Linked DNA regions of Homo sapiens: region 1 is linked to region 2. Evidence: read pairs that join two places in POLR2A ChIA-PET (ENCODE). Cell type or tissue: A673. All regions are shown on one strand. Each heading gives the region's core, and the rest is flanking DNA. Links, peaks and the distances in the headings are about the cores only.

What was found. Peaks named below come from ENCODE experiments on the same cell type or tissue, not always from the same donor. Only the 100,000 strongest peaks of a DNase experiment are listed, where the experiment ranks them.
Region 1: POLR2A ChIA-PET joins it to region 2 with 7 read pairs; 3 of 35 experiments call an interaction of 5 or more read pairs at or near these places.

What each region holds. Positions count from the first base shown.
Region 1 is chr15:36,923,687-36,929,073 of GRCh38, forward strand. The region is part of intron 9 of MEIS2 (Meis homeobox 2); the gene reads right to left. Among named protein-coding and RNA genes, the nearest start is that of MIR8063, 47 kb to the right of the region's middle. In A673, for the core only: no CTCF peak of the experiment used is centred there; a DNase peak (open chromatin) is centred at 2,205.
Region 2 is chr15:36,868,346-36,873,732 of GRCh38, forward strand. LOC145845 (a long non-coding RNA gene) reads right to left here. Exons shown (of 7, transcript NR_024264.1): 6 at 399-494. Among named protein-coding and RNA genes, the nearest start is that of MIR8063, 100 kb to the right of the region's middle. In A673, for the core only: no CTCF peak of the experiment used is centred there; no DNase peak of the experiment used is centred there.

The DNA.
Region 1 (5,387 bases), core at 140-5,139, 55 kb after region 2:
ACAAAAGTCTTTCCTCACTGAGTCCTGTCAGTTTCCCCCAGCATGTAAAAGGTCCTGTCCCAAATTCCCTCCCATGCGTTCTAGAGGCTCTCCTTTTGTTCACCTTGACACACTCAAAAGGGAAGCACAAAATACCGTAGCTGTTTTAAACAGCAAGCCATGCCATGTCACCTCCCTCCATACAGGTTTGGCTGAAACATCTGTGGGAAAAGGGGCTGCAGAGAATTCAGTGAAACGTAAGCAATGAGAAAACCTTTCTATCCTCTTCAATTACTAAAAAATGGGAAAGGAGCATCATTTTCAAAGGAACAAATGCTACACAAGACATGCCCTTTAAATCCTTTTTAAGGTTCTGTGACCTGTGAAACTATCTGCAATATCAGCAGGAGAAAGCCCTTTCCAGAACAAATGCCCATGTTTTATGTGTACTGTATTTGCTAATCATTACTTCATAAGCAAGAGTAGATATACAGTGGGCTATAAATAATGGCGGGAATATAAAAGTGAATTGATCTGTCTGGCTATCTAGTAATACTCCTGGCACAAGACCAGTCTTGAATGGCTGCCAACTACCACAGAGCCAGCCAGTGATTTGTCTGGGGGTCCTGCCCTGTCAGGCAGAAAACAGTCTTAAAGCTGAACTCCCACCACTGTGTGCACGGCTGAGATCGCGGTCATGAACATTTCTTGCAGAGTTCCCTTTCACCAAATCAGTCCAAAAACCACTTAAAAATTTTGTCAGAAAAGAAAGCAGAGAAAACAATAGAACCAAACCAAAGTTTAAAATTCATAAAGACCTTAAGAATCCAAGCTGGGGTCATGAGAGAAAAATATGAAATACACATAGGCAGCCAACCTGAATTATAAAGGGCGCCAGTGAGGACTGGCCTGTCGTCCCAAAGGTTATGAGAGTTAACTACATAGACTTGCCGCGAACCTCAAAGCATACGAGGCACCGAACTTGACCATGACTGGCTGTGAGCTTACGGGAGCGGACCTGCTGGGACTTTCCCATGGAATCAATCCCTGCACAATTCTGGACATTTTAGCATCTAGGCCCCACAAATCGGGTCAGTCTCAACTCCAAATGGATGAGTTTCCCTGACAAAGAAGTGGGGTGTCTCCGCAGCAAGTGTGACAACCAGAAATATTTCTAATCAATCTCTCTTGCAAACGGAGATACAGTTATGGATTGATCATCACCTTCCTTAATTTCCTCTCAGGCTCCCACCTTCACCCCATCCTCCCTTCTGGAGTAGGTGAGTCTGATGCCAGAACTGGTGGCCTGAACTACTTCTTCCTGCGCATCAGCACTGCAAGACCGCCCGGGCAGCACACTCACCTCGGGACGCCTTGCAGGGATGCAGTGACTGTCTGGCACTGTTTCTTGTATCCCTCAAGGCTGTCTCCCAAGTTCTTTGTAAGGGCAGCCCTAGCTCAAAAAAACAAAAACAAAAACAAAACAGGAACAGAAAGAAAAAGAGAAAAAGAAAAGTAAAAAAGGAGAAAAAAAGAGAAAGTCCTATCAAATGATGAGCTCAATTCCAGCCTTGCTAGGTGCACTTGACTCCCAGCCTCAGGCAGATGAGGGCTCCGCCTGAGTGTTTATTATACATGGGCAACGTCCTTACGAAGAGATAAAGTAACAGAGAAGGCTTTCATGAAGATGGAGGGGCGCACCCTGTGAATCAAGAAGTTGCTAATTATTTAAGGATTGGCAAGTTGAATTTCCTCAAAGTGATGCACGTTTATGGCTCAGAGACCACACAAGGGTGAGGCGGCTGCTTTGTTTGGATATTTTTTCATTTTTTTTTATTGAATTTCATAAATACCAACCAAATTCAAACAAAACTGATTTAGATTTCACCTCGTCACTTAAAATATATTTTGTCGAGTACAGTCTGTGCAGTAATCCTCTGCTATACTTTAATTTGGTTTTAATTTTATAGGCCCTGTTTTAACTGCATATTTCCAGACCTTTATTTCTCTCACAGCTCTTAGCAAAATGGTAGCTCATAAACACAAGCTCTGCTGTATAGACTTTGCATTTCATCCCAAAGTATTTCCTTTTTTATAGCCGTGGTCTTTCCATCTTAGTGCTGTGAGCTTGGGTCACAAATCTCTCTGCTATTCCAGTGTGTGACATCTTCGCTCGTTTGCCGCTGCTCATTAACAAACAATACTGCTGTGAAATTGGTTTAATGACAAAGTAATAAAATTGCTATTCTGCTCACAGATTGCCTGAGGCACTTTGAGCTCCTACAAGGCTTACTGTGGGTGCCAAGATACATTAAGCTGCTTATTCGTAAAAACTGCATCATCCGTTTTTTCACAGGTTTTTTCCCTTTCCTATCCAGCCCCGCTTCTTTTTATCTTCAAATAAAAAGATATATTTGCTTATGTTCTTCCAGGCTGTCAAATTTTTACTTGCATGCATATTTCTGGAAAATGAAAGTATATTTCATTTCCTTTTTTTTTTTTTCTTGAAAGGTCACTCTGTCCCTACTACAAGGTTGTCCCTGGACAGAACACCTACTGCATACAACATTAAAGCAGACTTATTTTTGTACATTATGTAAGTCAGAGCCAGGGTCGTTGGAACCTATTTTGGGAGAGCAAGGGAATGAAACTATTTATGGAATGGTTTTACCTTTTCAAAAAAACAAGGTTTGGAGAATCCTTACAATTTCTCTCTTCACATTAAAACTGAAAATTTTAGATGAAAACAACCCACACGACTCTGGTGGTGACTATTCACATTAATATTTTATGAATAATAAAATACGTCTGCATTAAAGCAAAAATCTTCAGCAGGCACCTGTTTTCCATAATGAATTACATGTTCTGGGAAAGTAGCCTTTTTCCATTTGTCTAATGCCCATCCAGACCTGAAGATTTACTGCTGCAAGACAATGGGGAAATAACCCAATTGCGGTTTGACAGGTGGGCAGGTCTTGATAATTATGGCCAGACATCTTAACACTGTGCAACTGATGTAAATAAACATCCAAAGCACAGATCAATATTGCTTTCCTACTTTTGCATTTTGAACAACACATGCTAGCAATTTACATCCTTTCTCTCTTTCTGGCTGATTGGAAAGGCTGCATTCATTTAAACACATTGCATGCGTGCACACACTCCACATATTTCATTTAAAAGTATTCAATACACCCCAACAGCCAGGACTGTACTTTATAATCACATTATAGTCACCTGCTGGTATATTTCTATTAATTATGTAAACGGATATCTCAAGAGCTCCAAAAAGCATCTGAATTGGCCATTTGAATACCTGCAATACCTGGATGATAAATTTAAGGGAAACACGAACCAGGTTGGCAAAAATACAAACTGTCCAGAATTTGGGCATCTTTTCTTCCTACCGATGTGCTTGGCATTCTTTACAATTTCATGAACTGTAGGTGCTTCCTCTTCTACATGCATCTGACCTCATAAATCTCAGCAACTGGAGATTTTATTACAGCAGCCAAAAGATTTGCAAGGCCTGCCAATCCTGCTGAGAGGCTAGCCCCCCTGAAGATGAGAGAGGGTCTGATGAGTGATGATGGGGGGGTCTGATGTAAGGGAGCATATAAACCAGGGGTACAGAAATAAGTGGCCTGAGGAAGCAAGGTGAACTGTTTCCACAGAGAGGATCTGAGGGAGGCAGGTAGAGAACCTGGAAAAAAGGCAAGAATGGGCAGAAGGAAACGAAGGAAGGAAGGGCTCTGATGGGAAAATAAGGTGAAAGGAAAAAAAGAAACTAACGCAAAGTGGGATTACCATAAAATAACATCTACATGTTGTTTATTCTCATCTTCAGACCTTGTTAATCTTTGAAAGGAGATGTTATGTACTGTTTCAAGAGCCCTGTATGAGTTCATTAGATGTGTTGCTTCTCTCACAGCATCTTGACGTTAACACCTTTTTCTTTTTTTAAATCTTTAAGAAATATGACAGTCGGAGGGATGAGAAAACGTGTTTCTATTTTAATATAAGAAACAATAGACTATAGAGGAAGTGACCAAGGAAACTCTCTCTGGGATGTAATGTTAACTTAAATCTCTGAAAATAATGTCTGTTCCCTTCTCTACATGTGTTAGGATGTCCACAATAAGTCATTTTCTCTGTATTTAGAAGCCTGTAATAGATCCTGTCAGCTGTTTGTACCTCAATGGTACACATTATAAAACTCAGGTATTTAAATTTAAATATTTGATAAATAACATAAATAAACAAATGCTTAGAGGAAGGAAAAAATACTGCTGAAAAAAATATTTACAGCCGGCCAAGATTTCTGGTTTTCATGACCATTTTGCTGTGACATAAACCACCATCATTTAGAAGCCATGAAGTGCTCAAATTACCAGAGGCATTTGTCTTTATTTTCAGAATGCCTCTGTGAAAATACTCCAGCATCAAAAGCATTAAAAATCTTATGAAAAACAAAAACGTTGCATAATAGTAAGATGAACTATTTGCAGAAAGGGAGTATGAAATTCCTGAAATTCACTTTCTGTGCTATCTGTTAAATAATGCTATTTATTAATCTCCTACCATATGCAGAAAAATGTACAGGGTTTTTCCAGGAATAGACGGAGAACAGAAAATGTGACATAACAACAATTAAAACAACAACAGTAACAAGAGTTACTTTTTGGAGCTCCTACCAACTGTCATACAGTTCTCACAGTAATATTCTGAATCAAAATCATTATCCCAGTTTGATGGATGAGGAAGCTGAGGGACCAAGTTCAGGTCCAAACCGATAGTTAATAGTGAGGCCAGATGCAAACTCACATCCTTTATGTTCCAAAATCTCTCCTTTCTACTGTATCCTACTGCCTCTTCATAAGAAGTGATTTAAGAAAAAGTACCAAATACTACCTGTGTGTGTATGCAAACTATTCTTCTAAGTAATGTCAGAGAGTTTATGTACCCTCTGTTACCTAATCTTGTATATAAGTGGAGATTTAAAAAGATGTGACCCATATTTGAGAAGAGTCTTCTGAGGAACAATTAGATAACATAGAAGAGTACTTAGATATTTTTTAAAGAATGGTATGATTAGAACACAGTCAATATTGTTTTTCTTGGCTTAGTTAGAACCAATTGAAAATAGTATCTTCTATCTTCCCCTGTGGGCCAATTCCTTCATTCTGGATGGCTGAGGACTGCACCATTAACCCTCATACGCTCTTGGAAAATGAGTGGCACTGCTTATAAAAAAAGATCAAAAAAAGAAAGAAGGGAAAGAAAGAAAAGCAAAATAAAATAACTCACAGTTCATGTCTAAATGATCATAGATTATTCCATTATAAACATTTTAAATAAAAACAAACAATAACTAATTATATAACTCTTCTGTCTTCCTCAATAGACTG
Region 2 (5,387 bases), core at 254-5,253:
TGACCTCCGGTAATCCACCCGCCTCAGCCTCCCAAAGTGCTGGGATTACAGGCATGAGCCACTGTGCCCGGCCACATCCCGCTAATTTTGTGTGTGTGTGTGTGTGTGTGTTTTTCTTGTTTTTTTTTTTTTTTTTTTTTTTGCAGAGACAGGGTTTCACCATGTTGCCCAGGCTCGGGAAATGGTGATTTTTTTTAAACTTCATTATTCCCTCTATATTAGCTGGCTTACTACTGTAAAAGCAAGAGCTTTCTCTTCTTATTTATTTATCTATTTATTATTATAGACTCACGGATTCCTGTTCTTTTTTTTTTGGATTCCTGTTCTATTCAGTAGACAATAATCCATTACTTCCTTATTTATTTTGATGGAAGCCTCTTCAAGCTGGCTTCATGTACCTTTTGACAGGCCTTCATATTTTTGGGAGCACTTCCTCACTTTCAGGCACTGAAGATATTCCAAGCTCATAACTTTTCCTGCTCCAGCCATGAAATCTGTAGGGTATATTTTAAACACTTTATAAATAAATAATTTCCCAATAAACCTACAGGATATGTACTATTAGCATTCCCATTATACAGATGAAGGGATTAAGACACAGAAAGGTTAAATAAATACTCCTAAGTCATAGCCTTATTAAATGGTGAAGTCAAATTGTTATTGCCTCCAATCTTGTGCCCACTCTCACTCCCCAGCCCCAGCCAAATTTATTCTCCACAAAGTTAACAGAATGATGGATCTCAAATGCAAACACTGAATCTCTACCACGCAGCAATACCTTAGTACCTGGTATTCACGCATTAACTACTTGTTGAAGTGAATTGGTTTAAACTGACAAAGAACTAATGAATAAATCATATTCCCACTTTCTCCTTTGCCATCTTTCAGTTATCTGGCCCAAGGATCATAAAAGAAATTCCTAGAATGAAATGGGAAGAGAAAGTGAGGATGTTGTCATACCTTTTAGGACTGACGTAAAGATCCCTCTTTTGATATCTGTCACTATGGCCAGTCTGGATCTACTTATCCCCTCTGCATAGAAGAGGAAACTTCCACCTCTCCATCTGAAATGCTGATGTAACAATCTCTCATTATACTCTCCTACATTCTCCTAACTCTGAGAACCTTTAGCTTCTTTTCTCCAAGAAAATATATAGCCCTTATGTCCCTAAATTTACACTCAGCCTGTCACCCACTTTGTGTCTTCATTTCCTTCTTTATCTAACTTAGACCCAATGGTTTATTAGCTCAAATACTCCCAAACATGTAGTCTTAACTTCCAAACTCTTGTTACCCTGCAAACTCTCAGATCTAGAAGAACCCAAGCATCTCACTCCCTCACTGAAATTGCTGAGCACTTTTGGAGAAAATTACACAATGATATGGATGGTTGGCACCACAAATCTCCCTTGGCAAGGTTCAGCAATCTTATGACCTGATCTTGATCAGCTCCCTCTCCTATTCCCCTCAACAATGATTTTAAGCTTTTGCCTCTCTCTTTATGGCCTTTCCCTACCATCCCCTTTCTCTGAGTGCCTCCTACAACTGGGAGAAAATCCAGTGTATCAAGCAGCATCCACATTATTTTCTCAGCCCCACACCACCATTTAATCCATATGTATGCCTGCCTTTACTTTCCTCTTTATGTCTCATTGAGGAGGTGACTTTTAACTTTTATAGAACTTAGCTTATGCTCTAAATCCCAGCCTCTCCTACAACCCTCTAATATTCTTTCATTAATTTCTTTTCTCTTTTTCTATATCGTTAATCTCCATTAATTTATGTCTTCTATTTTATTGCTTTATCTTTAAATATATAAGCTCAGTTCTTTCATCTTAGAAAGCAAAACATGCCCTGATCCTACATCTTCCCTTTATCTACTGTCATATTGCTTTTTTTCCATGACTAAGATTCTTCAAATTAGTTTACACCCACTGCCTTCACTTTCTCACCTCCCTTTTGTTCCTAACCCACTTCAATCTTCATCTACCCATGCCTTGCCACTGAAACTGCCTTCTCTGAAGTCATCCATGACCTCTTAGTTGCTAAATCCAATGGGCATTTTTCAGGCCTTATATTTTTTGACTTCTCCCTCCCTCCCTTCATCTTCTTTTACCTTCAAAAATATTGGTTAGACATTGGGGATACCATAGTGAACCCAAGATACCAGACCTTGTCACCATGGAACACATAGTCTAGCTGGGGAAACAGACATTAAACCAATCATGACATAATTAACTATTAATGAAGTATAACTGTGATAATGATGCAAAGAAAATTTAAATGTTATTATGAGAATAGAGAATGTAGCTTAATCTAGAGGGGAAATGGTCAAGAAAAATTCTCCTGCAGAAGTGGCATTTAAACTGAGATCTGAGAAATGAATAGCAGTTAGCTAAGTTACAGATGGGGGACAGTGGAGGAAAGAAGAACCTTCCAGACCGAGGAAACAGAATGTGCAAAAGCTCTGAGGTAGGACGAGGCTATACTATTTGAACAATGTAATGGTGGACAACATGACTGGATTAAAGAGAATAAGGGGATTCCAGATGGGGCTGAAGATCGGGGGACAGAAGTGAAATCAGTCAAGGCCTTAGAACATTTTAAGAAATGTGGACTTTATCTTAAGAATGGTGGTGGGTTTCCATCAAAGGATTTTGAATAGGAATATGAAGAGATCAGATTTGGCTCCAGAACCCCCAATGGTGAAGTCCAAATAAAACTAGGGTGGTGGCAGCTGAAACAGAGAGAAACATATGGGTTAAAGATGCATTTAGGGGCATAATTATTAGGCCTTGGAAATTTATTGGATTTGATACCACTTGTGGAGGCATTGGGGATGAAGAAAAGAAAAATAAATATCAAGGATAAAACCCAATCTCTAGCACAAGCAACTGGGTGGATGGTAATACCATTTACCAAGACAGTGAACACAGGAGAAGGTGTTTCCTCAGGGGTGAAGATCACGAGTTTAGGGTGCCTCTTGACCTATAGAGATGTCTACTGGAGAACTGAATGTATAGGTCTAAAGCTCAAATGTAGGTTCTAGGCCAAAAATAGAAAACTGGGGAATCGTCAGCCAATGAAGGGTAACTGAAGCCAAAGGACTCTATAAGATTGACTGTGGGGAAATGGAAGAGTGAAGAGGGAGAAGTCACATGTCTACTCAGTCACACATACCCTCTGACCTCCAGCCAGGCTTAACTACCAGTTTTCTGTATGGCCTTATCTTTCTCTCTTTTTTGTTTTTGTTTGTTTGTTTGTTTCTTTACACATACTATTTCCTCCTGTCATGCCTTTCTCCTCACCTCTGCCTTAATTCTTATTTATTCCTCAAGACAGTTCAGGTGCCAGTTCCTCTACAAAGCTTTTCCTTCTCTTCCCCTGGTCACGTAGTTGCCTCCCATTCATTAGATGTTGCTTCTATCAGGTCTTATAATTCCCCAAAGATATCTGTAAAATAGCAGTTATTACACTGTAATGTAATGTTAGTCACCCTGCTAGACTGTAAATGTCTTGAACACAGAACTCTACTTATATCTCATTGAGTCTCAGGGCCTAGCACAGGGCCAGGCACATAATATTTCTCAATGTGTACTTGAAAGGAAGCAAAAAGATTCTTCTAGGAAAAGTTTCCTATGTGAGTCATAGAATTCCTGACTATTAAAGCCAGAATGGACCTTGGATATTTTCTACTCCAACCTATTTTGCAGGTGAGGAAACTGAGGCCCAATTACAGAGCTAATAAGTGGGAAACAATATTTAGAATCCAGTTTTCCTGGCTCTCAGCATAGTGGTCTTCCCATTACCTAATAACCAACAAACCCATTGAGTAAGCTATTTACTCAATGACTTGCCCATGAAAATGTATGCTGTGTGGGTCTTTTTCAAACATGGAATATTAAATGATAACTATACAGATGCGAATATACAAGCAATTAAAGTGACCTACACAATATAGAACAAATGGAGAATCTAAACTAACAGAAGTGTTGAATTCTTATATGATTAATAAAAGTAGAAGATGTTAAAATTTTATGAATTGTTCACATGAGGTCCTGTCTAAGCTTAGGGGTAGGGGTGGTATAGGATGTTAACTATCCCATTAACAATAATAACTGGTATTTATTGACTGCTCACCATGAGCCAAGTACTAGGATAAATTTCATCATTCATTAATTCCTTTGGTGAGCATGTGAAAGCCCTATGAGAAGTTTGGAAGTGTGAGTTTGCCTAGGGTCGTGTAGCTGATGAGAGGCTGAGCCAGCATTGCGACCCAGACTGTCTGACTGTAAAGTGATGTGTGAAGCTGCTGAGCTCTCCTGCCTTCATTATTTAAACCTGTGTGTACTCCCTCCACTTAGGCAGCTCTGGTTGCCACCTTCTTCTCTTTGCCAGTCTCTTTTAAAAAGGTTAAAAGGGGAAGAGTTGTCCAAAGTCATCCCTAGTTGACAGAAAATAAGTGAAATAAACTATTCTCTCTTTCCCAACCATCTACTTGGATCTGAAAAAAATATTTAAATGAAAAGATAAAAATGTGTTACACATTCATAAGCTAGGTTCCATTATATTTGGTTTTTTATTAAAAAAAAGAATATATCATGGTGCCCTTTCTATTTGTCTGTGTTTCCCTGTAGTTTTTGGTGTTGGTGCTCTTGGATTATAAACTCTAGATGGCAGTGATTAAGTTAAAGTTTTGTGCGGTCTCTGGACCATGGTATGTATATTGCATAATACATAATAAACACTATTTGTAATTATAATAAGGGTGAGTCTGGAAGCGGTAAACAAGGGTATAAAATACATCTTCCTTATGGTTATTATTCCATTTATATGAGAAGTCCACTAAATTCACTGAACCATATCAGGCCACATCTGTTTGAAAACCTACCAGTTTTTACGAACATTAAATAAAACTGGTTAGACTTAATGACCATTTATCATATTCATACAAAAATCATGAAATGGAAACTTAGCAGAGAGGAGGCCATTGATAAAGAAAAAAAGTTTTAAACACCAACAGGTTTGATATATTATTTTTTATATTTAAAAAAGTCAAGTATCGGCTATTTTTGCTCCAGAACTTTCTGTAATTGGCGGGTCTTTTACTTTTGCTGTTGTTTTCTTTCTTGCCTGAGTATTAACCTAAGTAGCATAGATTCAGAAAACATGCCCAAAATATTTATACATGTATTTTCTCATGAAAGTTAGATATTTGAACCTTAAGAGAAATAGCTTGGATGAAAAATTTTACCACAGGGAGAAACAGCAAACAGCCTTAAACAGAATCAAGATAAAGCTGGGGGAGGTGTTGGCTGGGAAGAGGGGGAGGTGACAGGAAATGAAAAAAGTTCTCCCAGTTTCATTTTATAGGTGAAGTAGATTCT